5 separate regions of the Mus musculus genome follow, and regions 2, 3, 4 and 5 are each linked to region 1. A link is a loop called in an ENCODE intact Hi-C map of the cell type or tissue named here. Cell type or tissue: left cerebral cortex. All regions are shown on one strand. Each heading gives the region's core, and the rest is flanking DNA. Links, peaks and the distances in the headings are about the cores only.

The links. Hi-C counts contacts between places; a loop is a spot of excess contacts. Peaks named below come from ENCODE experiments on the same cell type or tissue, not always from the same donor. Only the 100,000 strongest peaks of a DNase experiment are listed, where the experiment ranks them.
Region 2: it touches region 1 in a loop (6-fold over the local background); 2 of 42 quality-filtered maps call a loop at or near these places.
Region 3: a loop joins it to region 1, with 2.7 times the contacts of the local background. A loop is called at or near these places in 2 of 42 quality-filtered maps.
Region 4: it touches region 1 in a loop (6-fold over the local background); 2 of 42 quality-filtered maps call a loop at or near these places.
Region 5: it touches region 1 in a loop (5-fold over the local background); 9 of 42 quality-filtered maps call a loop at or near these places.

What each region holds. Positions count from the first base shown.
Region 1 is chr2:136,708,894-136,715,251 of GRCm38, reverse strand. It overlaps Snap25 (synaptosomal-associated protein 25), which reads right to left and starts at 1,802. Exons shown (of 8, transcript NM_011428.3): 1 at 1,652-1,802. Gm32659 (a long non-coding RNA gene) reads left to right here and starts at 914. Exons shown (of 3, transcript XR_375013.3): 1 at 914-1,379. In left cerebral cortex, for the core only: no CTCF peak of the experiment used is centred there; DNase peaks (open chromatin) are centred at 2,625, 2,969, 3,342, 3,913 and 2 more places; H3K4me3 peaks cover 2,487 bases; H3K27ac peaks cover 3,186 bases.
Region 2 is chr2:136,799,210-136,805,567 of GRCm38, reverse strand. Gm39943 (a long non-coding RNA gene) reads left to right here and starts at 496. Exons shown (of 6, transcript XR_866770.2): 1 at 496-622; 2 at 1,003-1,051; 3 at 1,431-1,577; 4 at 2,143-2,336. It overlaps Gm46767 (a long non-coding RNA gene), which reads left to right. Exons shown (of 3, transcript XR_001783485.2): 3 at 271-360. In left cerebral cortex, for the core only: no CTCF peak of the experiment used is centred there; DNase peaks (open chromatin) are centred at 1,603, 2,253 and 3,256; H3K27ac peaks cover 3,736 bases.
Region 3 is chr2:136,612,805-136,619,162 of GRCm38, reverse strand. All of the region lies in intron 2 of Gm32659 (a long non-coding RNA gene), which reads left to right. Among named protein-coding and RNA genes, the nearest start is that of Ankef1, 84 kb to the right of the region's middle. In left cerebral cortex, for the core only: no CTCF peak of the experiment used is centred there; DNase peaks (open chromatin) are centred at 1,769 and 2,739.
Region 4 is chr2:136,525,560-136,531,917 of GRCm38, reverse strand. It overlaps Gm32659 (a long non-coding RNA gene), which reads left to right. Exons shown (of 3, transcript XR_375013.3): 3 at 1-4,158. Among named protein-coding and RNA genes, the nearest start is that of Ankef1, 3.6 kb to the left of the region's middle. In left cerebral cortex, for the core only: no CTCF peak of the experiment used is centred there; DNase peaks (open chromatin) are centred at 1,744 and 2,774; H3K27ac peaks cover 170 bases.
Region 5 is chr2:136,595,048-136,601,405 of GRCm38, reverse strand. The region is part of intron 2 of Gm32659 (a long non-coding RNA gene); the gene reads left to right. Among named protein-coding and RNA genes, the nearest start is that of Ankef1, 66 kb to the right of the region's middle. In left cerebral cortex, for the core only: a CTCF peak has its summit at 4,729 (motif pointing right); DNase peaks (open chromatin) are centred at 2,458, 3,276, 4,478 and 4,736; H3K27ac peaks cover 1,153 bases.

The DNA.
Region 1 (6,358 bases), core at 871-5,870:
TTTAGTCTTGATACATTCATGACAATTATGAGACTCTAAATCAAACAGATATTTATCATCATGACAATTTTTGCTCATGCGGAGTCTCTAAGCCTCAGAGAAGAAAATAGTTATCATGACCTCAGCAAAATCCTGCAGTGCCATAATAGAAATTGCAGTGAATCTTGGGGGTCAGATTCCTGCTTCAGCCGATTCATAACCCTGAAGGACATGTTTAACTTCTCCCAAGGATGACCATTCTTAACGTCAACATCTACAGCAATCAATCTGCCATATCCAATGTTAATATGAAATGCACTAACTCCAAAACCACAGCCAAAGATATTGAAATTTTTCTTTTGGCTGTGTATGCTTGTTTCTACCTAGTTTTAAGAATAAAGGAAAAGTGACAAAGGGATTTATTCCAGAAACTAGTTCAGATAACCCATATTAAAAAAAAACACAGGGAAGGAACTGTCCTATAAATAGATAGTACTAGCATCATCTTATAAGCCCACTGGAGCCCACCTAATATCAACGGATATATCTACCCTGTGTTAAATACAAAAAATTACAGTATATATGTCGTAATGGAGGATAAGTGACCGTTTTTAAAAGTATGGTTTTGTTTTGTTTTGTTGTTTTGTTTTTGTCTAAACCAAGGCACAGGAAGAAATACAGAAGGCTTCTACAAGTAGTCTGCTTTTTCTTGAAGCTACGTGGGAAGTGAGGAAGAGAGCAGGCAATTGTCTGTAAATAAATCCCTGCTGACAGGATTTATTCTTCTGTCTTTCTTTTAATCTACTATGCGAGCTCTATTAAGACTTTCTATAAGACCTGGATCTCAGAGAGAAAATTTGGCCTCTAGTCCCAGCCAGGCATCTCTGCAGCAGGTAATGCGGCGCTGCAGCCGGATCGCTGTCCGCGGTGCTGAAAGGTCAGGGCGCCGACGCGGGCGCCGAGCACTCCTGTCCAGGGTGCTGAGCTCCCGCCATCGCACCCCCACTAGTCTAGCCCACCGCACCAAACCTCCAGAGCTCTCCCACTTTGCAGCACATGCTCGCCTGTAGCTGACTTGGGGCAGGCGGCATAAATCAAGTCTGTGGGGCATGGAGGCTGCTGCCGCTGCCGCTGCCGCAGCTCAGCTTGCCCAGGGAGGGAACTGCCCCCCTTCTCCTTTCGCCTCCCCAGCGCCCACACCCTGCCTTCTCATCTCCCTTGGGTAGCAGTGCCCTAAACACTACAGTCATAATCATAGGGTTGGAACGAACTACAAGATCGTGTTTTGCTTTTAAATTTTAGACTACAGGTAGAAAAAAAACCCCACAATCCTAATAACCTAAACATATCTCAAAACTGCATCGCAAGATGGAAGAGGGTCCCACGGCTGCTTCAAAAGAGTAAGTTATTATTCTGTACACATCCTCGCTATTTCTTCCCACCACTCCATCTGTAGTGTCCCCATTCACTCCTTCTCCAAACAGCTCACCTCGAAAATACTTTTATGCAGCCCCAGGCGAGAGTCTAGGTAGATATGCACACAGGGAATACCGCACCCTAAGTGCACCAATACTTGTATTTACCCAGGCTCACTTGGGCTGCCAGCTGCAGTCCCTTCTGTGTATGCAGCCATACAGGGCTAGGACCTGGATCGGGGGAGGGGGCTCTTTACCTTGTCTTCTCCGGAGGATGCTGTCCGCTGATCCCTGCAGGTAGCAAGAGTGGAGGAGCCGCCGGGTAGGGAGGGAAGGAAAGACAGCTCCAGACCTCCCCGAGGTTTCTTCTTCAATGCAACGTGAGCTCTGCCCTCATCAAAGATGGCCGTTCCTTTGACGTCAGCAGCTTTTAATAGCCGGCTCCTCGAGGGGCGGGGAGGAAGTGTGATGGGGGAGGGCGGAGGGAGGAAGGTGGCTGGGGGCGGTAGGGGAGGAGCCGGGAGGTGCGGAGCGCTTGACTCAGCTCCCTGAGCGCTTTGCAGCAACCCTTTTTATTTCAATCTTTTATAAACACCCAAATGGAGCGATTCTTTTGACTCCATTTTAGCACCGTCTTGGGAAATACATATTTCTTGCGACTGTTTTCCTGATGGCCTATGCGTTTGCTTACGTGTGCATGCATATGTGAATATATGTATGTAAATACGTGTGTTTGGAATGTATATACAATTATAATAATGTAAACATATACATATTTATATGTAAAACGTTCCCCTGATGATTTGTCTTTGGTTGAGTCACAGACACGAGAGGAAGGTAAAGGAATAGAAGGGTAATGATGTGAGGGATTGGCATAGATTTCTGTTGTGATTTATTTTCTCCAGAGAAGAGGGTCCGAAGAGGCATTCCCCTCAGCTCTCGCTCTCACCAGCTCCTTTCGTGACCAGGTTACTCACATTGCTATTTTTATGAAAATTATTGTATTAAAGCAGCATTGCAGGTTTAGAGTTCTCATTTAATCATGGCCAGTTTGGGAAAGGCTCACACTTTCTTTTAAAGTACGTCAGAGCAATTATCACCGAGATAACACCTGAGTTGGGGAAAGGGAGAGGGAAGCTAGTTAGCCCTATTAGCTTGGGTTTGCAGGGCTAGGGCTTTGAGTTGCGAGTTGTTTGCCCGGGGCTTATAGATGACTCTGTGGCGGGTTGAATTTGCAGTCTGGGCCTAGAGCGGTATTCGGGTTTCTTAGAACGTGTCCAGACATCCGGGGGTGGGGGTGGGGGGAAGGTGGCTAGGACAGTACTGAAATCTGGAGGGTCACTCATTGCACAAGCACTTTCAGTGGCCGACCCTCTGAACCTCTGGGTCTGGTATGAGCAAGAATGTCTACTTCTGCTGGTTCAGATGAAAGATTAGAAGTAATAACCACACAATATAATCCTGTCTTTGCTTGTCGTGCGTCAGGAGCAGTCAGGAGCTGGGTAGGGCAGGCGGCGATATGCAAATAGTTCGGTGGTGCAGCCTCTAGATGATTCACAGGTGTTGGGGAGGTTGTCCGGGTTCTAGGCAGGGAGGGAGAGCTGGGGAGCGCGTGGGAGGTGGGGGACCTCGTCTCAGGAACTGTTTGTACTTTTCCGCGGAGGATGCGATTAGAAGTCGTGCCTCGCAATCTTAAAACTTGATGGCCTCTTGGGCGATGGAAAATCCTTTTCTCTTAGAAACACACACGCGCACACACACACACACACACACACACACACACACACACACACACACTTAAAACTGGATCTGAAAAGCAACGCGTAAACGCCCCCCGCCCCGGTCTCGATAACACACACACACACACACACACACACACACACACACACACACACCACGCTTGCTGGTTTTAAAGGCAAGCTTAGGTAATAAAGCTTTTAATTGTAGGCGAAGACAGACGGGGAGCTGAGGGAGGAGGGGGTTGGGTGGATGTACATAGGAGAGGAGCAGAATTTCCTTTTTCTAACAGATACCAAGATCCAAAGGATATTTTGAAATCTTAATGTTTGCGATGATGATGGTGTTTGGGTTTTGATTAAAACCGGATTCCTGAAATATTGCTGCTGCAATTTGCTTACTGAGTTATTCAACATTTAAATTTTTGTACGACAGAAAAAAATATGCTTGGCCCTCACTAGGCTGCCATTCCAGCTCATATTTTCATTATAATAAAGCTCGCAGGAATAGGCTTAAGAATGTAATATTTTTCAGTTATGATATGACTTGGGAAAAAAAAGGCAGCATGCAGAGTTGGCAGAGACAGACAAACTACCCTACAAGAAGGAGAAAGAAAATATGTATAGGGCCCTCCAACTAGAAATCATTCAGGCAGAAAGTTTGTGAAAGAATGGGGGCAGGGGATTTCCCCCCCCCCCCTTTTTTTTTTAAGTACGTCATTGAGGGAGCCTCATTCTGCAGGCAAAAGTGATGTGGCAAGCACCGGAGAGAAGAGCTTGGTGTTCTGAATCTTTAGCTGAAGATTCCTCACACTGACAACTTCAGAAATTACAGAGAGGAAGACAGAGTCGCACTGACTCATGGAGCCACAGAAAATACCAACAGCCCCTCTGAAAGAGGTGACAGCATTATTCATATCTGTATGCTCCTTCACAAAATGATGATAAGAGGTTCTCTATGCTTGGGAATCACTAAGATCTAATCTAAGATACCCTGGAAATGTAAAAGCTTTTCCTGTGTAGCAAGATAGTCCCTAATATACTTTGAATATCGTATTGTTTCTATTGTTTCATTAAAATAAAGCAGAACAAACAAAAACTCCCGTGGTGATGATTGACAGTCCCCGGCCAGCAGATTTATGTTATTCTGGGTTTACAATGACTTGGCCCATACAGAGAAGCAAGGTGAAGACAATTTTGCCCCGAAATGATTTAGCTGTGTCTGAGTCCCCTCTACAAAGATCCAGTATGTGTAGTTCCTGATGCCAAGGAACTCACTGCTGTGATTAATGGGTATGTATGGTATGCTAATGCAGTCTCTGAAAGCTCTTTGGTATACCATGCCCCCAAGCATTCTAATTTGCAATGGTTATTCTTGGAATACAAAGTTCAAGATTCATAGCCAAGTGGGAGGCTAAGGCAAGGGCTTCATTGTGAGTTCAAGGCCAGCCTGGGCTATACAGTAAGTTTGAAGCTAGCCTGGGCTTTATAGTAAGACCTTGTTCCAAAATGCCAAAATGTAAATGAATAAATACATGGATAAATATAAATTCAGAAAACAAGAGAAAAAAAAAACCTCCAAAGATTGTTAGTTGGCTTGACAATTACAATTTCATAAAAGTATGTTTTTGTTATTTGTGTTGTTTGACAATTTCATGCATTCATATATTGTATTCTGATTATTCTCTCTTCCACCTTCTCATCATCTTTGTAATTCCCTCTTCTTCCATATTCCTACCACTCTCTTTCTTGGCTCACAACTATGGGTTTTGTTTTGGGGCCCATTTAGTTTCCCTGGGGACTATCTGTGTAATCACTGAATTGGAAGTGTTCAGTGGAGCCTGATAAGGTCATCGGTGAGTACACAACTGAAGGAGATGGATGCTCTCTCCATTCCCTGAGCCTGAGGGTAGCAAACAGTGCAGAAGTGAGTGACAGGGCTCCGGATCCCTCCTCCATCCATACCTGACAGTTCACAGGCTCATTTCGTTTGCAGACATAGTGCATGTGTCAATAGCTGTTGCGAGCTGATGATTCTGATGGCTCTTTCTTGCTCCATAGATGGTATTTTATAACCCTTCATATCTTCTGGCTTTTCTAGTCCTTCTATTCCCACTTCCCCAGTGTTCTCTGAGCCTTAGAGGGGATGGTAAAAGTATATTCTTTAGGGCTGAACACTCATTTGCCATTTATTCCCATAATAGTAATGAGTATCTGCATTCCCTGTCATGTACTAAAAGGTGAGGCTTTCCTAAACAAGGATGCCAATGATGTTTGTCTTAACATATTTAGAAGTTATTTTTTACTGTATCAGTTTTGCAAAATACTGTATGAATTTTCAAAAGTCACCTCTGAAGTAGTTTAGAAGTACCCAGCTTGTAAATGCTTGTTAACATTCTCCTTTGGGATATACCCGGCACCCTCAAATAATCCAAAATCTTTGAAGGACACAAGACTTGGGAAAAAGAGCACATCTTTAATAGATGAGCCACTTTACTTCCTTGGCTTCCTTTCCACATGACTTGTTTACGCTGTTCTCTAGGTATGTTTTTGTAGCTGTCCCCAATCCCTAACCAGTACCCACACACAATTGCTCTTGGAAGGATGAAATGTTCTAGGTCTAAATTTCAAAGCTACCATTGTTCCACAAAGCCATGAAACAGGGACATCGCTTGTGAGAGATCCAGGAACATGAGTTGTTTCTGATTTACTATGTCAAGAAAAAAAAAAAAAAAAGACTATCCACCTATAGTTTTCAGTAATACTTTGTTCTTTACTAAGTGTTCTGTAATGGATGATGATTGCCCACAACTGAGGGCTGGGTGTTCCCACACTCCCCTTCTTTAATTTATCAAAATCATAGCCTTGATTTTCCTAGTTAGTATACAAAGTATGGGTCTCACTATATCACATTCATCTATATGTGTAATTATTCTTTGTTTTCAACCAATCCCTCTCTTCATTATGTTCTCCCATGATCTTCCCCTGACACCCCCATCTGCTTAATTTTCTTCCTCTACTTAGTTTCACTTTCTGTTTTCCTATTACATGTGCTTCATTACTTTTTCTATTACCTGCTCCACCTCCCTTAAGAGTTCTTCCTCTCCTCTCATGATTCCCTCTCTAGAGTCCTCTTTCTTTCTCTCTATTCAACACACACACACACACACACACACACACACACACACACACACACCTTTAAAATAAGAGTCCGCAGAAGAGAAAAAC
Region 2 (6,358 bases), core at 866-5,865, 90 kb before region 1:
GGGAATGACCTTAGCAAGAAATGCCCAACAGTGGGAAAATAGAACCTGAAGAAACCACCTCCAGTAGATAGACATGGTCTCTAGTTGAGGGGTGGGGTCACCCTCCCTCTCAAAATTTTTGACTCAGAATTGTTCCCTTCTAAAGGAAATGCAGGGACAAAAATGGAGCAGAAACTAAAGGAAAAGCCATGCAGAGACCACCTCAACTTGGGATCCCATGAGTAGGTACCAAACCTTGACACTATTGCTGATGCCATGTTGTGTTTGCAGACAGCAGCCTGGCATGGTTGTCTTCTGAGAAGCTCTACCAGCACCTGACTAAGACAGATGTGGATGCTCGCAGCCAACCACTGAACTGAGCCCGGGGAACCCCAATGGAAGAGTTAGGGGAAGGACTAAAGGAGCTGAGGGGATTGCAACCCCATGTGAAGAACAACAGTATCAACTAACCAGACCCTTCAGAGCTCTTAGGGACTAAACCACCAACCAAAGAGCATACATGGGCTAGTCTGAGACCTCTGCTACATATGTAGCAGAGGACTGCCTTGTCTGGCCTCAGTGAGAGGAGATGCATTTGGTCCTGTGGCGGCTTGATGCCTCAGAGAAGGGGCATGCTAGACAGGTGAGGTGGGAGTGGATGGGTGGGTGGGGGAGCACCTTCTTTAGAGGCAAAGGGGAGGAGGGTTGAGGTAGAGGGTTTGTGGAGGGTGGACTGGGAAGTTGGACAACATTTCAAATGTAAATGAATAAAATAATTAATAAGAAAAATCAATTAATAAAAGATATATTTTTAAAATTTATGACTTCACTTACAGCTCGCTCCCTTGGAACACCCTCACTCCCTGCATTTCAGTGTCTTAGTTAGAGCTTCATGTATATTGAAGATCCAGGAAAAAACTCCCTAACAACGATCTAAAAACAGTTGCTCTTTTCCTTTAAATTTTTCTCTCCTTTTTTTCCTTTGTGTTATATCACTTTGTAATGCTGATTCTCAACCTTTAGAAAACAACAAAGTCACCTGAGGAAATTATACCAATCAAACAACAAGCAGGTAAGCACAGAGTTCTGGCTCCTGAGAGCTGCTGCTGTTTCAGATGCCTAAGTTCCCAGGCGATGCTAATGCTGTTGCTCTGGTGAGCATAGTTAAAACTACTTTTTAGTAACTTGGATTTTATTCTCTCTCCATTGTGAACTTCTCACATTAGAATGAAAGAAGTTTTCTTTAGTCTTTGTATGCCCTGAAGTTTCAGCAGACTATATATTTAGCAACTATTATTAAAATTGAATAGTGCAGAGGACCTAAGTGTTGCTTTTGATTTGGCACTGACCCTTTGGATTCTTGGTTTTCATTAACTATAAATAATATAGCTAAGTAAGACGCTGAGGGTGGGGCCAATTTTTCTAAGCTTTTGCTGTAATTCTTGGTCTAGGGATGTGAGCTTGTGGTATGTGCTTTGAGGAATGTACCAAAGACAATGATGTGAGCTGAATCCAGGGGAAGCAGTTGAAAGACTCCCCTAAAGGAACAAAATGACAAAGGTTCAACACTTGAGAAATTAAGTAAGAAAGTTGCCATGGTAAGATAACGAGAGATCTCAAATCTGTAATTGTACTTGGAGAGAGGCATGTTCGTGCTCTCCAGGAGTATTCTTGTTCCCTCTTACTCTCAATGCTTCAAAGGCAAGTCACTCTGATTTCAAGTCGTGCCTCTAATTGCTGTTATTATTATACTTAGAATGTTCTCAGAGCCAAAGTAGTTTGTAGGAAAGAAAATTAATTCCAGGTCTTTCTAGCGTGGAAATACAAGCATTTCAGAGCATCCTGATGAATTCATGCTTTCTGACTATATGACTGTAAGGTGTTCCCCTTCTATCTGTCTACTTACGAATCTGTTCAGTATATTTTCCTCTGATGTGTGAGACGGTATTTTGTATATGGAAACTGTTTTTTAGAGAATTTTTCTCAATTCATAAGAAAATTGAGAATAAATCAGCTAGACCAAATGGAACCTTTGCTCCTAGCTGTTGGTGGTTCATGTCATACTTCCCATAAAGAGAACACTGAAGAAATTAAGAAAGGGTTATGGAGATGATCACACGGAGAGGTATATGTCAAACATGTTTTTCCTTTTTTTATTTTAAGGAGGAATTCAGTTCTACCCAGATGGAACATTTGGGAACTCGCAGCTTGGCATTGCCACGTCCTATCGGCAAGAGTAGTGGTGCAGATGGTACCTTTCCATCTCTGTGATGCGCCAGCACAGGCAGGGCGTCCAGCTGTCTGCACCACCCCCACATCAGCTCCAAGATTACATAGAGGAAGAACACACCGCTTGAGTTAAGTGGGAGACCCTTAGGAAATTTTATTCCTTAAGGCTCAGACATTACTAACATTGTAAAGTTTCTTCTTGAAGGAAGCAGATGGGATTGCCTGACCATGACTTTTATCTGCTGTTTTTTGAGTAAGTAGTCTCAAGGCTTTCGGCACCGTCCTAGAGACAGGCCACAGTGATGGAAAGAAGCAGGCAACATCTGCAGACCTTCTGCTAAAGGCTCTGCTTGTTAAAACATCCTGTCCCTTGCTGTTTATCTTTTTAGAAATTATGGAGATGCTTATCCCTTGTCCCAAATGAGATTAAATTTTACATTGATATCATCAAGGGTCCAAAATTTATATCTTGGTACAGTAAAGAAATCTAAAACCTCAGAGTGAAAAGATTGCCCCTAAATCTGCTACAGTGGCTGAATGGTTTATACAGGATATTAATAGCCATTCTGCTTCTCTAAGAAATCCTATAGTACTCTGAAGGGAGTGCTCCCCAGGTTATGGTGTAATTAGTTACTTGGAAGTACCTATAATTGCATTTTAGGAGAATTAACATAGAATGAAATCATTTATTGTCTATCTCTTGCTGTCATAAAACTAATTTCATCACAACAAAACAAAACTAGCCAGAGAGCAGAGGATCTCATTTTGCATACCTCTAGACTCTAAGCCATTTGTACTGTCCAGCATTTAAATACTTATCAATTCTTGGCTTCCTTAACTGACAGTGATAGACACGTATTTGCAACATTCTTAACCATGTGGGTCCCTGCTGTATCTTGGTCCTGTCTCTGGCTGTCACTGAGAAGCTTTCAACCTTTGGAAAAGCCTGTCCTTTTGTCCTTTGGTCCATCTCATGTAGTTTACCATGTGATGTCAGCAGACAGTTCTACTGGAGACGAGGAAAGAATCTCGTTCATTGCCCCCGTGATGGATATGCCTGCTGTTGATATGAGCAAGATCCAGGCTTTCCTGTCTGAGAACAGGAGACACTTATAGCACTGCTGAGTCACATCCCATACATTTCTGGCTAACTCAAATAACTATACCTGGCTCCCAGGTCAACACTTAGCATTTTAATCCATGATCAATTGTTGAAGATCTCTCAGTTAAGCACTAGTTTTTCTATTTCTCCTATTTCTATTTCTATATTCTTATGTGGGCCCTTGAAAACAATATTTTTTAAACATTATTAGAGAAAAGAAGGAATCAATACCTCTACAACTTCTAAGCAAACAGTAGTAGGAACAGAATGCTTTAATTAAAGGGCTATAGACCCAATAGAACATCAAAAGGCTATAGACTTAGTTGACAGTCTATAGATATAAGCTTACCTTTAAGATTGCATAGCATTTCATTTTTTCATTTTTGGATTAATCATTCATAAAGTTAGTGTGAACTAGCCCTGGCGTTGTTTCCATTTTATTGATGAAGAAACAGAGGCTGAAGGAGATAAATGGTTTATTCAAGTTAGCAAGTGCTGGACTAGGTTTCAGAGTCTCTGCTGAGGCCTAACCTTGTACTCTTATAGCATGTAAACAAGTCAGAGCTGTGTGTGTGTGTGTGTGTGTGTGTGTGTGTGTGTGTGTTTTCATAAGTATATGAATGTTTGGTTCCTGTTGCAATTGCATTTTTTTTGCCTGTAATTTCATGTCAGCCAATCTACCTTTCAATGAGTTGTAGGAGATGATTTGTATGAATGTTCCTCAAATACTCATGTCCTAAGAATAATCCTAAGATCTTGTTAAAACTCAGGTTGCTGACCCCAGCCAAGACAGTCTCACTTAGTAAGTCTGGAGCACACATGGAATTTAGCATCTCTAGTTCTCAGAGGACAAGATGCTACCAGTCTGTGAAACATGCTTGGAGTATGTACAGTGCTTTGTAAACTCTAGAGCCCACATAAACTTAGAAACATGTGAGCTGTCAGCCTGTGTTGAAATTCTACTGAATGCTAGCAATAGTGAGATGCATTTTGGAAAGAAAAGCAACACCATGTGGGATATGGGCAAATAAATGCTGTGCTTAGTAGAGACATGAGACTTTTTGGTGTCTAATCACTAGAGAGGAGTCTTGTTGCTAAAATTCTCTTCCCCCCTACTAGTATACATAGAATTAACTTTCTCTTAGAACTCATAGATTCTGTGTTCAAGCATAAGCTTGCTGTCCTGTCTCTTAGCTAAGACTGTTCCAAGTGCTGTATGACCGGAAGTGGTCTTACGTCAGGTTCCCTACAGTAGAGTCTAAGATCTAAAGTAGGAACTGGTGCAAGGAGTTTCTGTAGGTAGTGTTCTCAGACATCTTAATAGGGAGGAAGGTTAGGGCAGGAACAGAACAAGCTATGGTCTTGGCCGTGGCTGTGCCAGATTCCATGGGGAGCTACAGATTATGAGTGGAACTAAGAATTCTTCTACTTGTTATCCTGATACCAGTCAGTCGTTAATGGCAGCAGTCTGCCTTGGGCCAGGACAGGGCATCATCTCCAGAGTGATGTGACTTTCTTAGCCCTGCCTACCATGAGGGCATTGTCAACTACAGGAGACTTCTGCTATGACATGCTTCTCATTTTTCACTTAATTTCTTAGTCTATGGGAAAAAGCAGCCTTATATCATCTTCTTCTTCTCCTTCTTTCCCATCTCCCTAAGACTGTCTTATACACAGTTTCTAGGTACTATGTATATGCTTGCTAGGCCCTTTAGGGCCTTAACCTTTCTTTTCAAAAACCCACAGCATTCTCATTTAGTGATCAAGTCTGACCTTGTGGATTCTTGGAGAGCCTTTGGCTCTCTCCCTCTGTAACTACATATCTATAGTTTACCTGTGACTATATAAGGAAAACTTCCATAAAAGATTTAGTGGTTTTCCTTAGTTTGGAGATCTCTACCCTACTTTATTTAAATATAGGATAATTCCCAGGAAAGAAACTCTGACCACCTCACTGTCACTTAAAACCTTTATGGATGCTTTCCTGAGCAAGTCCATTAAAAAAAAAAATCCTGAGCTATCTATAATGTCTTTCATGCCCTGATATCTGCTTACCTCACATCTCATATCTTCTTAAGCTTGGAGATACTGAAATGCCCACACCTTGGGACATTTTACGTACTAGGTCTCAGACAGAGGTGTAGAAGGGGCTGCTGAAGACACCAGATCTAATCACAGGAAAGTGTTACTGTCATAGGAAAAGAGGGTCTTTGAAGATGTGTCTACCAAACGATCTTCAGATAAAAAGATTATCTGGGATATTTTGTGGACTCTAAATGTGATCACATTGTGTGATCAGAAAAGTCTTCATAATTTAGAGACAGGGGGAATTTGATACACAGATAGATCATGTGAACAGGTAGGTAGGCTTAGAGTAATGTAGCCACAGCCATAGGATTCTAACAGCTTTCAAATGTCAGAAGAAGCTTAGAGGGGAACTTCCTTCAAGAATTTGGTTTTGCCAATACCTGGACTTCAGACTTCCAGGCTCTAGAACCAGAAAGAATGCATTTGTGTGACCTTAAGGCACCTGGTTAGTAATGCATCCCATAGTAGTAGGAAAATCACACAGTTGTGCTTTCTGGCACAGTTGCCCTGTTCCCAGGACTCCATCAAGATGACTCCTATGTCTGCAGCTTACATGGCACTTCTTACAGGAAGCTTCTCAGATTTCTTCTCCTTCCACTTCTAGGTTGCAGTTTAAGCAGAGAGCTGACATTTATCTTCCTTCAGTCCTCGGACAAAGTGCTCTGTTATTGGCAAAGATGTGTTTATTGTACATTCTTTTATATATGATCATTTTTAGATCAGTCTCTTTTTAAAATTTTAAGTCCCTGGGGACCTTCTTCATTTTTCAATTCCCTGGGTTTGCCACAGTGCCAGGTATAAATGGCCACTAAGAGAGTATTTCCTGCCCTGAAATGGACACTGATGCTGCTGACTGGTGACTAATGTGGCTCACAAGGCTTCAGGCCCCACGTCCCTGTGGGTGAGTCAGGTGAGTGCAGGCTTTCCTCTGCCCATCACTCTTTTGCTTTAGCTCTGCAG
Region 3 (6,358 bases), core at 710-5,709, 96 kb after region 1:
AACTTCTCATGAGCTTTCTTCTGTTTCTTTCTTTCACTACATATCTACCTAATGGATAGGATTTTAATGAACTATAATAGGATGTCAGAGACAAACAGACCTACATCTTTCCATCCAAAAGAATTTTCATTGGATGGAATGTGAATTAGAACTAATGTTTAATAATGCCACAATGCAGAGATTGCTTATTGTCAGTCTCACAGCAATTATGTATTAGGTACCATTCTTTGACAGGAGAAATTTGATGCAAGAGATCTTAAATCTCTTGCTTCTTTGGATCATTCAGCAATGAAGCAGTTTTCACAAATAGGACCCAAAACTGTCACCCTCATAGGATAGTTAACCTTTGTGCCATAAAATGTGGTTTGAAACACCATACCCTAAATGAGCAAGCAGGAGTGACAATGGGGAGCATATTTTTCTCAGGCCCTCTGCATGGCTTCCTTTGAATACTTTTTAGTTTATGATAAGATTGGTTAGAGAGTTTTATTGGGGTTGTTACAATAAGGGGTTTAACATCAGATGATATGAGCCTTGGAATAAGGAAACAACAGAAAGAGATGGTAGAGGTTTTGCCAAGAGATTGTTGGAGGTAGCAGCAAGTAGTTGGATCAAATGTCTGCCTTCCAGGCTGTCAAAGTTGGTAGAACAGGTTCATTGCTCACTTTTGCCGTAGCTCCCTAAGGCATAGTGGTACAAAGGAGCTGAAAGATGTGGAGAAGTGTTGTGTACACAGACAGGCTGGGAAAAGAGATTAAAATGGAAGCTTCATTGAGCCCTGGGGACTAGCAGTGCCCTGAGGTTTGTGGGCACATACCCAGATGCTACTCAAGCAGGGAGTTTTATCCCCATGGAATAAACCAGCTGCTGTTTTATTTCCTTGTTGACTTTTGTGCTGCACCTGGGGAGTCTTGGTAACTGTCAACAAAGATTTAGAAGACTAATAAAGGGCTAGGCGCCCATGTGGTTGATCCTGCCTGTATGTAAAGATAAAGTATCTGGGGTTGGATAGCTTGAGTGAGGGACTCCAGCAGAGTCCAGAATCAGGGGGTGGGATTAGCAAAAAAGGGAATTTGAATGCTGATTTTCTCCCCCACCTCATACTCTGTGTTTAGAACCCGGGGTTTTGATGGTAGTAGATATTTGAGTGAGTCTTCATTTCTGAAGGCTGATGGAGGACCTCAAAGGGACCTAAGTTGATGCCTAGATCACAATTCCTACATTTCCCCCATCCAAACCTATAGCAATGATTAACTGATAGAGTCAAAGTGACACCTCCTTTGCCTTGAGGTGTGCACCACAGGGGTGACATTGTGATTAATGATTTATACTGTCGTGTCTTTTCTGGATGAGACCAAGTTTAGATTTTCCCTGGGCACACATATTCACATGACTCTTGCCCTACACTTCCTATTTTTCCTCCCCTTCTCCCTCTATTAAATGTGCTTTAAGTTCCCTTTCTCAATAAATCATGTGTTTCAGATTTTCCCTGTCTTGGGCTCTAATTCTGGGAAATATGTTTCAGCTGACAGAGGGAAGGCATGATTTCGAAGCCTAAGAAATTTGAATTCAGGGAAGAATCCTCGTCTCTGTCTTTGGGGAAAATGGCAGGTTTGGGAGGCTGGGAATATGTTGAGTATCAGGTATTATCTGCAGGGGAAATAAGCAGGCTAAGGATAGGCATTAGTGCCTTAAGCTCTCATCTAATCAGGGCAGAGGTGGAGAAGAACAAGGTTCTCCAGCGCTAGAACCAGGGCCAGCAAATCTAGTTCAGAAAGGATTGTGATTTTTTTTTCTACCTAGGAGGTCTGAGCTCATGTCTGACTCACCTGATCTTTCATCTGTTTGTGGTAAGGCTTACGCAGTTATTAGTCATGAGAGTCTAAGGATGTTAATCTTCAGAGTAGAACTTTGATTTTTTTCTTTTTTTTTTCCTGCAAAATAGCATGCAGCATGCACTGAAGAAATTGCAAGTATTTTACTATATGATTATCCTTGTAAATCACAGTAGGCAATGGGATTTTTTTCCCTTATTTAGGTTGGCCTTCAATTTCTATATAAAACCCAACAAAGAAGGATACAAGCTAAAGGCTAAAAATTGGATAAATTATGGGAAAGAGGGGTGGATGGGTGATATTACACACACATATGCATATGATAAATCATTAGAGTGTGGTGGTGCAAGCCCATAAACTTGAAGTTAGCTCAACTATCTAATGTTTACAGAATAAAATCCCACTATAGAAAAACAAGCAAAAAGGTAATAAGAAAAATGCCCCAAACCAATTGGGAAATCTAAGCAGTTGCTTGCATGATGACCTATGGCCCAGAGAAAGTTTTCTTTGCATGTTAGGTGCCAAGATGGGATGGAAGACTGTCTTGATAGAGGGTGAAAAAGGATAAAAGTGGAGGAGGGGCAAGGAGGAGAAGGAGGAAAAGTAGAGGAGGAACAGGAAGAAAAGGAAGAGGAGGGGGAGAAAGAATGAAAGAGAAATAGCACCTTAAAGAACTGTAAACTAAGAATTTTCTGGAGTTGCCTAATGTTGATCTCAATAAGTTTCTGCTGAGGACAGAAAGCTGTGCTGTTCAGTTAAAATTTTACCCAAAGTCTACTTCTGTAGTAGGTTTATTTCTACCTTGCTTGCAGACATTCTATACATACAATTTCCAGTGCCCAGTAAAATTGGAAGTCTCCAAAGATAGAATAGAAAAAACATCTCAGCCACCAAACTATGTTTTCCCTAGCTCCATGTCCTACTTTCTTTGTTCTTTTAAATTCATGTTAGTGTGGTCCAGATGCTCCTGTGTGACAAAAGCTTTTCCTAGGGAGATGCTGCACGTCTACTCACTGCAGACTGAAGTATGGATGCCATCAAAGTTCATCTTGGTGAATGACAACTTTTATTTGGGTTATTTATAGGAGTATGGGTAAGAGGTTAATTACAGGATCAGAAGACTAAAAAACAGTTACACCACCAAAGCCCACCCTAGCACGGGTAACAGCAAATAAATGCTTGGAAACCCGGAACATATTGCTCCACCTGTAGGCAGCTCAATAGGTTGTAGAATGTCCTTTTCAAGTGACTCTGACCTAAAATTCTTCCAGGCAGGTCAGTTGATTTCTGCTTCTCTCGCTGGCAGCTGGTCTGGCCTGAGTCTTTTTTGTAACTCAGCCATGTTCTTTTGCGAAGAACTCTCTGCTTTTATAGCTTACTCTGGCAAAAAGGGGCAACCAATGAGTCTGGTCAGTTTCAGGAACTTCCTGAAGCCATTTTGAGCTGATGGAGGAAGGAGCTCCTTGTTGGAGGAGCATCCTGAAGGATGGAATGTTTCTGTCTCAGAGGAAACTTACATAACAGATACAAATCTCTCAAGTTAAGAGCTCAGGTATAGCTGGAGCTATTGAGAATATATTCTTGGGAGAAATTAGGCATAGAGCACAGAAAAATAAATCCCCAGCAGAATTTCAACCTCAGCCAGGTGTCCAGGCAAACTTGGAAGTGAAGATTACAGGTAAAGAATCTGACATTTCATTTTTCCCACACCGCCCAGTCCACAAACAAAGACCACTTGAGCACTCTTCCAGACTGTGTGGATTTCTGAAACTGATTTTAATATATATCTAGTTTGTCCTGTTGCTTGTGGCAAGACTGACCATCATTTCCAAGCTCCTTTGACTAACCCCATGTAAAAGAATGTAGTAGAATGATTCCCTAAGTAAGGGTGAGAGAGATGAAAGGAGGACAGGGTTCTTGTTTCTTTAAGCCATACCCGTGCCACCTCACTTCCTACTATAGGCACTATCTACTAAAAGTTTAACATCATCTCTCAGTAGTGTCATAGACTCATGACCACACCCTTAGGATATGGAGTTTGAAGAACAGTTCAGTTCCAAATCACAATAAAGATATAAAGGGTAAGAACTTTGAACACCCCAGGGGATCAAGAGTGCTTCTTCAAATAGAATCAAAGATGGATAATTAGCAGCAAGATACACAAAGACATGGAAAAGCTTATTGAAAAGGCAACTGGGACCCACAAAATGTGAACATGATGATAATATAGACATGTCTCATTAGCACTACCCCATGGGCCTAAAAATGCCTGGCCATGTCTACAAATGCAAAACCTCTCCTTTCTAGCTTATTGTAAGATGGTATAGGCATGGGGGTTAGTCATAGGAGCTGGAAATTTTCATCCTGTATCTGACTCAGACAAACTTTGTGACCCTGGGTAAAATCAGTGTACATCTTTGCAACCTGTTTTTAGCTATAAATAGCTTTAATGTTTGTGTGCTTTTAGACTAGAAATGGATGTTTTCTTCTGACTACATTGGCTTTTCATGTAGATATTTTCAAACCTTGAATGGGATGGTAGACTTTTCAATTTTATCTCATAATTTTGTAAGGTTTTCTTTATATTTCAAGTCAGAGTGTTAGCCATTCAAATAAAGGACTGTTCTTTTCATTACTACATAAAGTTTCTTTTTATGTTGTTTGGCTTGAATTCAATGTCATTGAATATTTAAATTATCATGTTAATATAGGGGATTTTTGGAAGGGAAACTAGGAAAGGGGATAACATTTGAAATGTAAATAAAGAAAATATCTTAAAAAAAGACTAACTTTCATTTTCCATTTCCTTAGTTTCAACCTTTTTGAGTCATATTTTAGGTACAGCCATTGGAAAACGTATTAGTATGTTGAAAAATCTAGGCTGGTAATCTTCCTAGAGGAATGGTCAAAACTTTTATATTTATTTTGATTATTCTTTTATTTGGGTTTATTTTATGTTACATGTTTTCATTTTCTTTATTTAGCTCCCTCCTCCTCCTCTTCCTCCTCCCTTTACTCTTCTTCCTCCTCTTCCTTTTGTCTTCCTGTCTGGAAGTTTCAAATTTTAATGTTTTCCTAAGCATACAAATTCTTAAAATTGATTTAATATATTTGGCTTCCTCCCAAGTAACTCAAAATCACACTACCCTATATAAGTCACAGGACACTTCCTTTATCTGTATACTTAAATTGATACCAATATATTTGAATTCTATTTTCTTATGGAAGAAGATAGAATAGCTAACAGTAAATCAAATTTATCAATAGTCAGCAGTAAATAAATAGCCAGCAATAAATCAAGCTCATTTGTCCATTATCTCAATTCTGGATGAATGATTTTAATTTCTTCTTGCTATTTAACTATTGCTCTTAGGATATTTTTTTTCTGTCAGACTCTTTTCATTTAATGAAGTTCTGTCCGAATTACTATTGTGTTGCTTCCTTTAATTCATTTCAGTGTATTCATTCTGTCACTATGCCCAACCTCCTTTCTCGATCTGTTTTAGTATTTTTTACTGAATAGTGTCTCTGGCTAGCTGTGTGTCAATGATTCTTATTATCTACCTTTATGTCTACCAATATTTAATTTATTCTTCCACTCCTTTGGAAGAACATTAGTACAAAAACAGGTTTTATATGGGTATCTTAGCTTTCCCAATCTGAATTTATACTGGAGTTTCCCAGGTTAATCTACTAGCAGCTAAGACTCAGTCCAGGGTGAGAGATTTCTTTCTTTCTTTAGATTCCATGCTCTCTGATCTGGTTTTAAGTAAATAACTGTTAAGTCTTCAGCCAGGGTATATGAGTACCCTGTAATGGCTAAGAGAACTTCAGTTGTGCTTTGGTGTCAACAATGAGTGAGTCTCTTCCTTCTCCTGCATACATGAAGTTTTCTTACCCTAGAAGAACCTGACAATTTGCATTTGCTTCGGTTTCTGGAACTGACTCCACCAACTAGTCTTGCGCGCGCTCGACTGGCCAGGAAGAACGACGCTGCAACAGGATCCTTCTGCACACGTTTATTGGGAGAGCTTGATTGTAGAGGCGAAAAGACCCCGAGCCCAGAACTGGTGCTGCTTTTATAGGCCTAGGAGAGGCGTGTCTCACACCCGGATTGGTTATGCACTAAGCCTCATTTGCATGTTCCTCATCTGATTGGCTACTCTCTCTCAGTACCTTACAGAACCTCATTATCATACCTCATTTGCATGTCTCACATCTGATTGGTTATACTCTCAGTACCTTACAGAACCTCATTATCATACCTCATTTGCATGTCTCACATCTGATTGGTTATACTCTCAGTACCTTACAGAACCTCATTATCATGCCTGGGCCAGGCAGTGTCTTTGCAAAAAACTTTACTGCATATGTACACATTGGTTGTTTGTCCAATCTTATGCGTGGTGACCAGCAGTAGTCAGTGCCACTCAGCAACGGCACATGTGGCTTCCCACAAACTAGTCCCAGTTGATATTTGGTATCACATCCTTGTACTTCTTAAGAGCATTTTAATTTCTACT
Region 4 (6,358 bases), core at 647-5,646, 180 kb after region 1:
ATGCAGTAAATTGTACGAAGAGAAATGAGTTTTGAGTATTCATCCCTAAAATAATTTATTAAATAAGTGAAAATAAATATCGAAATAATTTTATTTAAGAGCCATCCCCCCTATCCTTCTGGAGGCAAATTTTGAAAATTTGAAACATGTATGAGGGTTTTCCAAAAGGCATCTAAGTCGCCATGTGCAGGATGGTTCAGCAGCCCTCAGTCCCTTTCGCATCAGTAGAAAGACAGGGACATAATTTCAGTATCTTGTGTTGAGTGTTTTATTTGGAATCTGAATATTCTTCAATTACACCCCTCCCTTCCCTTCTTCCTTTCTCTTGTGTGGTTCAGGTGACTTTCAGGCACATTTTTATGTCTTTAAATTCTCCACAAGGTCCACAAGATGGGGGTGGTCCATTAGAGAAATGGGTGAGGCTACTCTTGACAGAGGAGTGTAGCCGAGGGCAGTCTATTGTGATGGCTCCTCCTCTGCATCATTTTCACCCACTGGCTGCATACTTGGACAGGTTAAGGCCAAGCATCCCCTGGAAGAGGAATTACAAAGGTCTATGAGTTGCCATATGGGTGCTAGGAACCAAACCCACGGGTCCTCTGCAAGAACATCAGGTACTCTTAGCTGTTCACTCCTAATCCCAGCCCAAACATTCATGGTTAGAACTTGGGAGGCAGAGGCAGGCAGATTTCTGAGTTCGAGGTCAGCCTGGTCTACAAAGTGAGTTCCAGGACAGCCAGGGCTACACAAAGAAACCCTGTCGAGAGAGAGAGAGAGAGAGAGAGAGAGAGAGAGAGAGAGAGAGAGAGAGAGAGAGAGAGAAGAAATAAATAACGAGAAAGTTTCTAATTAAAAGCTCCCTGACACTCTACTTATTAACACAGAGATGTTTTAAAATATTTTAAGGACTATTTCACACAAAGATACTAAAGGATATATAGACAGTATAATAGTGTGAAGACACAATGTGCATGTGACTAAAGAAAAAGAAAGCTGGAAAAACCTCTTAGAAGAAAGGACTCGAGAAAGGGGTAGAGAAAGAAAGAAAAGAAGATAAAGGCCGAGTTTTACCGCTGGACCCGGTGTATTTCTTCCTGATACTGTACCCTTTCTTCCTGTCCTCTGTCTGAATTTTTTATTTAATGTTCTCTAGGATCCAGAAATGTGTTTCTTCTGGTGAATGGTTCCCTAAATAATGTGCATTTATGATAGAATATAAATTTTATTAAAATGGAGAAAGTAGTTGGTTGTAGCAACTCATGTCTAGGATTCCTACACACTTGAGGCTGTAGGCAGGAGTCTAGGTCTTATAGTAAGTTTGAGGCTAGCCTGAATTTAATGAGACCCTTATCTCAACAACAACAACAATACCACCATTACCACCCCCTACTCCACCCCCACCACACACAGACACACAGAGACACACACACACACACTTGGTGCTTTGACAATGGCACACTATCCCACTGTATTCCTATTTTGTGCTCTGTTTAAATCAACACTACTATTGGTGGATAATCAAGGTATTTTCAATATTGGACATTAAAGCAAAGCTTCTGGACCATGTTTGTGCATAACATTTAGAAAATAAGCTGAAGAATTTCTCAAGGATATTTTGTTATCTGGGAAATTCCTGGGTCATAGGCTGCACACAATAGTAAGATGATAACTTGTTCTCCTTATCTTGGTGACACAGCTGATATCAGTGGTAGCCAGGTTTAATTCTGAAATGCAGGAAGTTCTGAATCTGGTACATTTTAGAGGAAACATTTAGAAGAAGCAAGGGAACAGAATGGTAATTACATCAGAACTACTGACTGGAGGCTGACAGAATGTAACACTTAGCTTCTACCAACATAAGTGTGAATACAAATCAGAGCACTGGCTAAATTGTCCATTAACCTACCTTGTTTTGTCTTTATCTGATGTTAAGTAATATTTTATCCTCAAATTAAAACTATCCAACCTGATTGAAAATAAGCAGCTATTATTGATCTTCAACATATCCCCAAACATTTGATTAATAAAATTGATTCTATTAAATTATTTCACATGTGTTTATAAAACTTGTCCCTTAATCTCCATGAGTAAACTGCATTTGCTACCAAAAGCTTTAAAGTTTTCTTTGTTGGCCTGGAAAGCAAACTTTAAGTAGTGGATGCATAGCCTATTATTTAATTCAAATTAGAAGATTATTGGTAACTCAAAAGTCATGCCAGTGGGTAATGCATGGTTAATTGGAAATAAAATTTCTAAAGTTTCTAAAATTTCTGAGTTTTAAGTATGTTGACATAGGATCAAGGTAAAGTTGTCAAAGGTTTCTTACTGCTGCTGTCTTCTTGTCACGATTCTTTACAAAATTATTTATCTCGTCTAAAACCCACCGTTGCTTTAATGTTTCCCCTGTTACAGGATGTACTATTTTATTATGGGAAAGGAACAAGGACTTAAAACACTGTTTATTGTATAAAAAACAATCACATAACAACAGATACTGGGTATCTTTTCAAATGATAAATAGAAACATGTCCTATCATTTTGACGTGAGGGATGAATCGGTGGACAACATAAAGCACTATTTAACACTTCCACTGGCCGCTTACCTTGACTCTTACATCGCAGCAGTTCTGAGCCATGTCTTGACTGAGGGTTGAAGAATGATTCCTTTAGAATATGAACAATTTGTGCATAATTATATTCAGATAAGTACCTACTCGTTCTCCGGCTTAGAGAAAAGCTATTCTAGGATCTCATGGGGAAGAAATATCTCTGAAGCTCGTGCTGAGCACATTTTCACAGTTTGAGTCTCGATTCTTCTGAATAGTCTCATTTATTCCTAAGACTTTTCTTTTTTGCATTCTGAAATAGATCAAGTGGGATTACTTATGACTTAAAGACAGACAGAATAACTAGGGAATAATTCGGTCTGCATTTCTAATGATATGCTCTTAATCACCATGTCCAGTTCATGCATCTATTTGACATCTTTATGCATGAAAAAGATCATTGCCAGTAACTCATAACGGTTTGTGCAAGTTTTCAAGCTGACTGACATATGACTGATACAGTTTCTTCCATAGTTCTTGTAGCTTCTCAGATGGTGTGGTTGTGTCTTCTACCTTCTTAATCATGGGTGAAGCTTTCCTCTTTAATCAGACCCACAAAGGCTGTTCTGCTCTATTATAGATCTTTACAAAGAAGGAACTTTTATTATATATCCTCTCTAATGTATTTTGTTATTTTTAATTTCATTGAATTCAACTACGTTTCTTTATTATCTCAATAAAATCATCCATTTTATATGCTTTACAAAAAAAACAAATTTGGGGGCTAGAAACTTTTATCTCTGAGGAATTTTATTAATATAGGTCCTAAAGGCTATATATGTCTTTCCTTGAACAGGGTTTCATCCATGTCTCCTGGTCTTAGTATTACGTAGTCTTTTAATTGCTTCATGCTGAATGGTTATGCTACTTGTGGTGTTCTCCTTGATGCCAAGATGAAGTGTGTTGCTTAATTTTCAATTAACTAAACTGTTGATCATTTTGAAATAATTTACATTTGATAAATGTTCTAGTTAAGGTTTCCATTGTCGTAAGAGATACCATGATCAAGGCAACTCTTATAAAGGACATTAAATTGGGACTGGCTTACTGGTTCTGAGGTTTAGTCCATCCTGGCAGGAAGCGTGGTGGCATCCAGGCAGGCATGGCGCTGGAGGAGCTGAGTGTTCTACATATTGTTGCAAAAACAAACAGGAGAAAACTGTCTCCCAATGGCTAGGAGGAGGGTCTCAAAGCCCACCTCCACAGTAACACACTTCCTCTAAGAAGGCCACACCTACTCTAACAAGTCCACACCTCCTAACAGTGTCACCCTCTGGGCCAAGCATATTCAAACTACCATAATAAATAATCAGATAGTGGGACTATTTACTGATTTTAAGAAATAATTCATAAAACATATTTAAAATTACATTATCTGGGAAATGAAATGAATATATTTAATCAACTTTATTTTATTATTCTATTGTCCCCTATACTTGATTTCTTTTTAAATTGGTTCAGTTCATAATATATTAAGTCTTCTGAAATAAGAATTCTCAATAATGTTTTTCTTTTATATCTCTTCTAAAATAAAAATACTCAATTATGCTTTTCTTGTATTGCTAGTGATTTTTACTTTACCTGCTGCTGTTTCTAGACACCCCTGAGTCCTGACTTTGGTCTATCACTGCTATGTAAGTAGCATATCTTCTATCCTGGGTAGAGTCATGGTGATGGGTTTTGGTATTCAAGTCTGGCTATTCCAGCAACATTTCTGATTGTCCATATAAATGTGAGAAAAAGATGGGAATTTTGTGTTGCTGTAAAAATAGTGATAATATTGAGGTAATTTGAATTGTTTATACTATCTTCTACCTCTCCATTGAGAAACACGCAGTTCAAGTAGCTTGCACACCCAATATATCTTGTTTCCAATATGTTGTAGAGGATAGAACAGTGGGACATCAGAGATGAGGTCCTAAAAGTCACCATAGCTTCTAACCCTTGGAATATTTGATCTGAGGACAGTGAGGAACTGAAGCTTCCAGTCAACAGCCATGGCTTGACATCTAGGAAGTAGATCCTTCAGCGGTAGTCTTGCTGGCTGTCCTATGTCTGCCATCTGGAGGTCACCATCTTTAATCTCAGCAGGAGAAACTTAAAGCCAGCTCAACTTTCAGAGAAGATGAAGCCACGGAAATCAGGAAATGGTTTTTGCTTTTTTAAGCTATGAAGTTTGGGTGATGACTTTGGAGGAACAAATGACAACATACTCTGTTCCCAGGAGTATGATGAAAAATTGATTATAGACATGTATGGGAGGGGCTTGGCTGGGGTTTTTGTTTTTGTTTTTTGTTTTGTTTTGTTTGTTTGTTTGTTTGGTTGGTTGGTTTTGCTATGTGGTTCAACTATTTAAACTGAAAACTTCTTTGCTTTAAAACAATAAATAAATCAGTATTCCAGATATTCAAATATTCAAAATGTCTAGACTGGCCTAAACCTTACAAATTTCAAACAAGCCCCATGACTTAGCCTCCAATCTTAAGTGAGATTACAAGCACGTGTCATCATGTCCAACTGTATCTTCTTCTTTTCATTTTAGGCCATTAATAGTTCTGTCTGAGTCATTTGCTTGTGATGAAAGTTGTGTCTCCAAAATTTGCCTCAGCTGGATACTTGAAAGTTAGATTCTCTAGAATTTTGCAATCTGTGAATATGTTTATTTTACCCTGATATGTATTGTAGTTATGATTTGAATTCCTGGTATGAAGATTTTTTTTCTGAGAACCAGAAATGTTTCCTGCTACCCTCAAACACCATCCATTTCCTTCCAGTGAATGGGCGTTGTACTCTTATTGAACATTTGATGAAGTCTCCTTTGTATTTTATATGTGAAGGATTGCTTCTTCTTCTTTAAAATTTGAAACATTTTCATTTCATTATTTAAGTTTTTGGAAAATAACCAAGATATATTTAGATTGGCACTTTATTAATTTTGCCTAGAGACCAAGAGCCTCTTTCAGACTTGGTTTTTAGCTGAGAATACATTTGATTTTAATCATATCTTTAAATTTTTATTTTAATTAGTTTCTGTGAGCACTGACAGCTCAAAAACGGGCCAAATGGCACTTTGAAGTGCTTATTAATTATTTGGAGATCTTAGCTAACATGTAGATTTTTATTCTGAGGACCTGGGAGGCCAGGTCCTGGCAACAGGGTAGGGCAGAGCACCCAGTTTCCAAAAAGGTATCTGTGCATACAGTTACAAGTGATGCTGGAGATGTCAAGTTTGACTTTCTCAAGACCATCCCACAGTCCAGCTGATCAAGGAGAGACTCTGAAGATTTGTTATGAAATGTGTGATTTCTTACTCTCCCATTCCAAACTGCAGGAATTATAAATAGGGTATGTGGCTGGAGAGGGGAGAGTGGAGATGGCTGAGATTGTTACAGTTTAGCTCTTGAACTCTACCTAAATATAATAGGCTATATCAGGAGACCAGAGGTCTGCACAAGCAACTCCAAATGAGAAGCAGTTACCATCTCTGTGTAATGTGTTCCAGAACACAGAGATGGTGACTGCATCTCATGTAGAGATTTCCAAAGACAAGAGGCTCCATGCAAGTTCTAAACCAACAAACACTATGAGTAAGCAATGCCAGACACTTTCTTTTTATTCTTTTATCCTCTTAGAGAGAAGCAAATGGGAATTTAAAAATTTCTGGATTTCCAAAGGGAATCTCTGAGATTAGCTAATGAGTAGAAGCTGCAAGCTAGGCTAGCAAAGGAGCAGTAGAACAGCAGGAGCCCATA
Region 5 (6,358 bases), core at 934-5,933, 110 kb after region 1:
AGGGCTAAAGTAATCGTCATCACGTTGCTGGGGACACTTGCTCCCTTTCAACTCACAATGTAATTGTTAGCTCCAAGGACAACCAAGAACATAGCTTGGCATTTTGTTTCCCGAACTACAGGCAGAATGGCTCAATTTGGTGGCATTTAGCATTGCAACCTTTGCTTGCAGGAGAATAGAGGCTTCAACCAAAATAATGCAAGCCGACTAAAAGAAATGTGTTTGACTGGAGTCATTTAACTGAAGCTTGAAAATATTTCATTGTTATTATTCTCACAGTGCATGAACCTGTGTGTGCCCTACCGTTCAGGTCCCTGTTCTTCTATCCCCTTGCCTGAACAATGCTGGGATATAGTAGCCTGGATAGCAGTCCTAGCCATTCCTTGTCAAGATGCTACTTCCCATCACTCCAGTAGCTTTGAATAGTGTGAGCCTGAAATGGTAGGTCATTAGTGTCTCCAGAGAGCAGCCTTAAGCCACTGTCTGGAAGTGAATTGCTGGAGCAATGTTGCAGCTCCCTTCCTGGATTGGGTAATATTAATAGCAAAGCCTCGGTCTCACACCAGCTGTTGGAAGATCCCTGTAGACGGTAAGATCAAATTGTTTAAACACGGAGCTAACTTGCCTGTCCTGTCCTCTGCCTGCTTTCTTTCTGCATCTCAGTTTCTCCTCTCCTGTCAGTCTTTCTTTCATTTTGTTTCAAGCAAGTAGGCAGAATCCTGTGTTTTCACCCTTTTATCTCAGAGTCGCCTGAACCATGAAAACTGTTCTCTGGCAAACTGCAAACATGGCCATAACTTACCAGTTGTGTGCATTCAAGTTGTCTGTCCTCACACTCCTCCATTGCTGGTGGGATTGCAAGCTTGTACAACCACTCTGGAAATCAGTCTGGTGGTTCCTCAGAAAATTGGACATAGTACTACCGGAAGATCCAGCAATACCTCTCCTGGGCATATATCCAGAAGATGCTCCAACTGGTAAGAAGGACACATGCTCCACTATGTACATAGCAGCCTTATTTATAATAGCCAGAAGCTGGAAAGAACCCAGATGCCCCTCAACAGAGGAATGGTTACAGAAAATGTGGTACATTTACATAATGGAGTACTACTCAGCTATTAAAAATAATGAATTTATGAAATTCTTGGGCAAATGGATGGATCTGGAGGATATCATCCTGAGTGAGGTAACCCAATCACAAAATAATTCACTTGATATGCACTCACTGATAAGTGGATATTAGCCCAGAAACTTAGAATACCCAAGATACAATTTGAAAAACACAAGAAAATCAAAAAGAAGGAAGACCAACACGTGAATACATCATTCTTCCTTAGAATAGGGAAGAAAATACCCATGTAAGGAGTTACAGAGACAAAGTTTGGAGCTGAGACAAAAGGATGGACCATCCAGAGACTACCCTACCAGGGGATTCATAATCAGCCACCAAACTCAGACACTATTGCACATGCCAGCAAGATTTTGCTGAAAGGACCCTGATATAGCTCTCTCTTGTGAGGCTATGCCAGTGCCTGGCAAATGCAGAAGTGGATGCTCATGGTCATCTATTGGATGGAACATAGGGCCCCCAATGGAGAAGCTAGAGAAAGCACCAAAGGAGCTGAAGGGGTCTGCAACCCTATAGGCGGAACAACAATATGAACTAACCAGTACCTCCAGAACTTGTGTCTCTAGCTTCATATGTAGCAGAAGATGGCCTAGTGGGCCATCATTGGGAAGAGAGGCCCCTTGGTCTTACTAACTTTATATGCCCCAATACAGGGGAATGCCAGGGCCAAGAAGTGGGAGTTGGTGGGTAGGGGAGCAGGGCAGGGGGAGGGTATAGGGGACTTTCAGGATAGCATTTGAAATGTTAATGAAGAAAATATCTAATAAAAATTGAAAAAAAAGTTGTGTGTCCTCCCAAGCAGAGGTGGCTTGACTTGGGTTTGCATTGGCTAATGAACATGGCCCAGATGACAACCCAGTAGATTAGAGTTTAGGGAGAGACCTTGCACACATTTCTCCTGTTCCTCAAAGATTTGTGATGGATAATTGTCTTTTAAAGCACTGGGTTATTTGCCATACAGTAGAAATTGACTAAACTCTATCCTAAATCTATAGTTCGTTCATGCTTATTCTCTTCCATGTAAACAATTGTTTTCCCTGAATATAATAATCTTGTCAGGCACAGAAAGGTTCCATGACCTCCTCTGAGGTGCCAGGAGAGCCAGGGTGCCAGCTTTGGCAGTGTTTTGGTTTATTCCTGTGTTCAGGGCCTCTGGGCCGAGTCACCTGTCTAGGCTACTGGATAGTCATTGTGCTGTTTCTCCTCCATAGGCCCAGCACAGCTGCTGTTTTTTTCCAAAGCCCTGTTTTCCCAGAGCTGTTAGGTAGGAGGCCTGTACGTACGTTCTCGTAGACTGTGCTGGTGACATATGTGTCTGTTAGGGACTCTTAGCACAAAGCTGGCCTGAGATGGAGAGCTCACCAAGAATACTGCAGATGCTGCAGCCAGAGAATATGTGGAGCTTTCAAGTCAGCAGAATGCAGAGTAAACAGCCCAGCTCAGAGCGAGGCAACATGTCAGTCCTGGTTTTGCTTCTTGGCTGATTCCACGGCCCTGGGAGAGATCCTTGGCCTATATTTCTGTATCTTGGTTTCTGATATCCCTTTAATTCCCTCATGCCAGGATTCAAGGGTTAAAGAGAGCTTCATACAAATGAAAAGCTCTATAAAAAACCACAAGTGTAAGTGTGTAATTAAAGCAAATTCTGACAGATTAGAGCAATGATTCTGCTTGCTGTAGCTAGCTCTGCAGCGCCATACCCCCAGGAACTGGCTAGATGTGCACCCGTGCCAGCCCCACTCAACCACCCTGAATGTGAACTTCAGGTGGGGCCCTCTTGCCTATGTTTCAAGGAGATTTGGCACAGATTTAGAGTCTAGGTTTGCTGATTTAAAGCCGTATCAGTCTTTTCTGAAAAACATGACACCCTTATTTATGTAAACGAAGTGCCTCTAGTGTTCGATAATTTTCCTCAAAATGAATGGAACAAGAAAAATAAAAGAGAAAGCAACTATAAATAATGTGCTAATGAGGAAGCAAGCCAACCTCATGTCTCTGTGGAAGCTAAGCAAAGAGGTACTTTGAATCAGTAGACAGAACTAAGACCCCAGCTGCATGCATTATGGTGACTGTCAGGGCTGGGGTCCTCGATATCTTACTGTTAGCCTGAAGAATTTCTGCAAGGAATGCTGTCTTCCTCTCTCATCTTGTCATGCTGGCATTCCCTAGGCTGACCTCTTACTCTTCCACCACATGCAGACTCAGGCCCCTCTCCATGCTACAGAGGGACTTACATCAGAAGGGTAGTTTTATAGCACATGATTCAGCCACTGCCAGGCAATGTTTGTCACATCTTATTCAGTGCACAGCAGAGCTAAATTCACCCCCTGAGCACTAGTGTATCTGATGGACATACACATAGTTCAGGCCACTTGGAATTGGATGTGGCTTATACCATGGGAGCTGGCTAAAGAAGCCACAATCAACATTCCTCTCAGTTCTCCTGGCCCAAAACCTCCATTAAGAAATTTAGGTTGTCTGAGAGCACAAGATGCTCTGGGGATAGGCCTCATCCAGGGAGTTAGGACTGGCTAATTGGGAGTGATTCCAGATGCTGCAAAGTCCACTATTGTGCTTTGAGCAGGAAGGCTCCAGGTTGCACACGCAAGGCAGAGACTCTTGGACATAGTATTTCAAGCAAGATTGCTTTGAGACATTCTGGATAGGCATACACTTTACCCACTGCCCAGGAGGCATGGTCACATGAATCTTTGAGTCAGGGGCCTGAAACCCAAAGCTTAGTGGGATAAGATGCAGGTCTGGCAAAAGTGTGGGTTTGAAGACGAGTTATTTGCTTATTTTGTTGTGTGATCTTGATAAATGCGTGCTAATGCCCTCATTTGTGCAACGAAAAAGATACTGCTTGTAAACTAAAAGATACTAATGCCCAGTAAAGTACCATTGCCTATATTTCCTCTTGTGAGCCCAGGGGATAGCAGATGTCATCAGATATGGAAATGGAGGCCTTTCCTCTTCTTCTGCTTCCTCCTGGCCAATGGCCTAATTGTCTGGTTGGGAAGAAAGCCAGGTGAGTATGATGGGCTTCTTTATAGCTCCCAGGGGTCAGATGAAGGTGATACAACCACAATGCTGGCTAATTATATTAGGAAAGCTTCCCATGGGACTGTGGAAATCGATTCACGAAAGGGCTGACAGCACCAGTTTCAGGCTGCACTCTGAGCTCGCCTACTTACCAAAGCCATAAGACATAGTAATAGCTCATGGTCCTGTCACTGACCAGGTTGCCTCCGAAGACTGGAGTCAAAAGAAAGTTATCATGGCCCCCAGGCCTGTACACCTGCCTCATCTGCAGACTCAAACCAGTTAGAGGCTTTGTGCATTTCTGGGATGAGAAGGCATTTAGACCTTGAAGACAAAAGCAGACATGCTCTTCCAAGCTCCTTAAAACACAAAGCAACTGGATGATAGCAAAGCGGCCAGGTGAATTTCTTGATCTGAGAATCCAAGTAGCCCTAAATTAGCTTTCTATATTTAGGGAGAAGCAAAAGAATGATTTGTTTATTTTCCTTTTAAAATCCAAGAGCTGGTTGAAATTTTAATAGGCTAGGAAGAACTAGCGTTCCAGAGAGAGTGAGCCCAAGATAGCCACTAGAGGGCCTCAGCGTCCCAGCAAATCTGCTCCCAGTTTGGAGGCTCAAATATTTGGTTGAATCTGATGTTTAGGGGGGACTGACTCCCATTCCTGGAACCACTTGCAGTGGGCTCTTAGCACCACACAAGAAAGAAGGAAGCCTTTCTGTTAGTAGAGTTAGATAATCAGTTGATCAATTTATTCACTGGTAACCTATCTTTGCAGGCAATAAAAATGTCCTATCATTGGGGTAAAAGCTAAGGTGAGGATGTGGGTCAATTGTGAAAGTCTAACTGAATAGAAACCTAGTTGGAGCACATACTGGTAGGGTCGAGGCTTCAGAGATATGGGCTGAAGCATCCCTTTAATTTCTCCATGCTGCCCTGCAAACAAACCCAGAGAGTATCATTTACATAAGAAGAGAGAAACCATGCTGCTTGAGGAAAATGAATGTAACTGGAGGGAATCAAGGCAGTTTCAAGAAGACACATGCTGTGCGTGTTTCTCATTTTATACAGATATATGAAATCTTACAGCGTGAGAGTAGATGAAAATCTAAGTGACCAAAAGGAACTCATCAGATAGAGGGTAGAGAAAGTGGAAAGCAGAGGTACATGAGGGGAGTATGCTAACATAACTATGTATAGTTTGCAACTATATATAGTTTAGTCATTGTCTAAAACTTGCATTCACCTTGGATTTAGCAAGAGTAGAACCTCATGGGACGATCACTCCCCAGATGATAGCAATTACCCACTATGCTAGAGGCATGAATAATTCTCTTCTGAAAATCAACTGTCCTCTAAAACAATAAGGACTTCTTCAGCTATTCTTGCAGAGCCCAAACTGAGATACTGGACAACCAGATAAGTTCTTGACCAGGACTGCTTAATTGTTTATAATTCTGATCGCTCTGTTTAATTCTTCATTTATTCAAGCCCAAGGTTCATGTCAGGACCCCTTGCCTACTGCTCGAGCCATTGTTGGTGGCCACCTTTGAACTCCTGTGTCTTCTTACAGGCCTTAATCCAATACAGTTCCCCACTCCCACCCCCTGCAACACACACACTATTATTTTAGGACACTTGATTTAAGGCTTGACAAAACGATGGCTACATCCTTTTGTACAAAGAGCTGCAGCCCTGGTTTCCTAATCTAACCAATCAGATGCTCTTGTTAGCTCTCATGTATCTTTTGGATATTAGGTTGAAGTTCACATCTTGAAGGCAGCCCACTTCCTTGTATCCAAATCTCCAGCTAAAGAATCTCATAGAATCATGAGTCTCTGCTCTTTTGTCTTGCTGAAAGATGGCATTTTTGTTGGTTTTCTTTTATTACTAAGTTCCCTCAAGGAACACTGGAACTATTCTTGATTTTGTCTAGAGCCTAGGGCAGTACCTGACACACAATGGAACCTTATAAACATTAATTACATGATGGTTGGTTGATTGGTTGGCTGACCTCAGATGTTACCAGGGTTGTCTGGGGGGGTGGTGAGGAGAGAAGAGTTAAAGGCATTATTCTGGAAGTTGATATCTTTGATCACAGCCCAGACAAGATCTAACAACTGAAGTTCACATGGGCTAAAGTAACAAATCATTTTAAGGCCATTAGTAGAAAGGAATAACTTTTTCCTC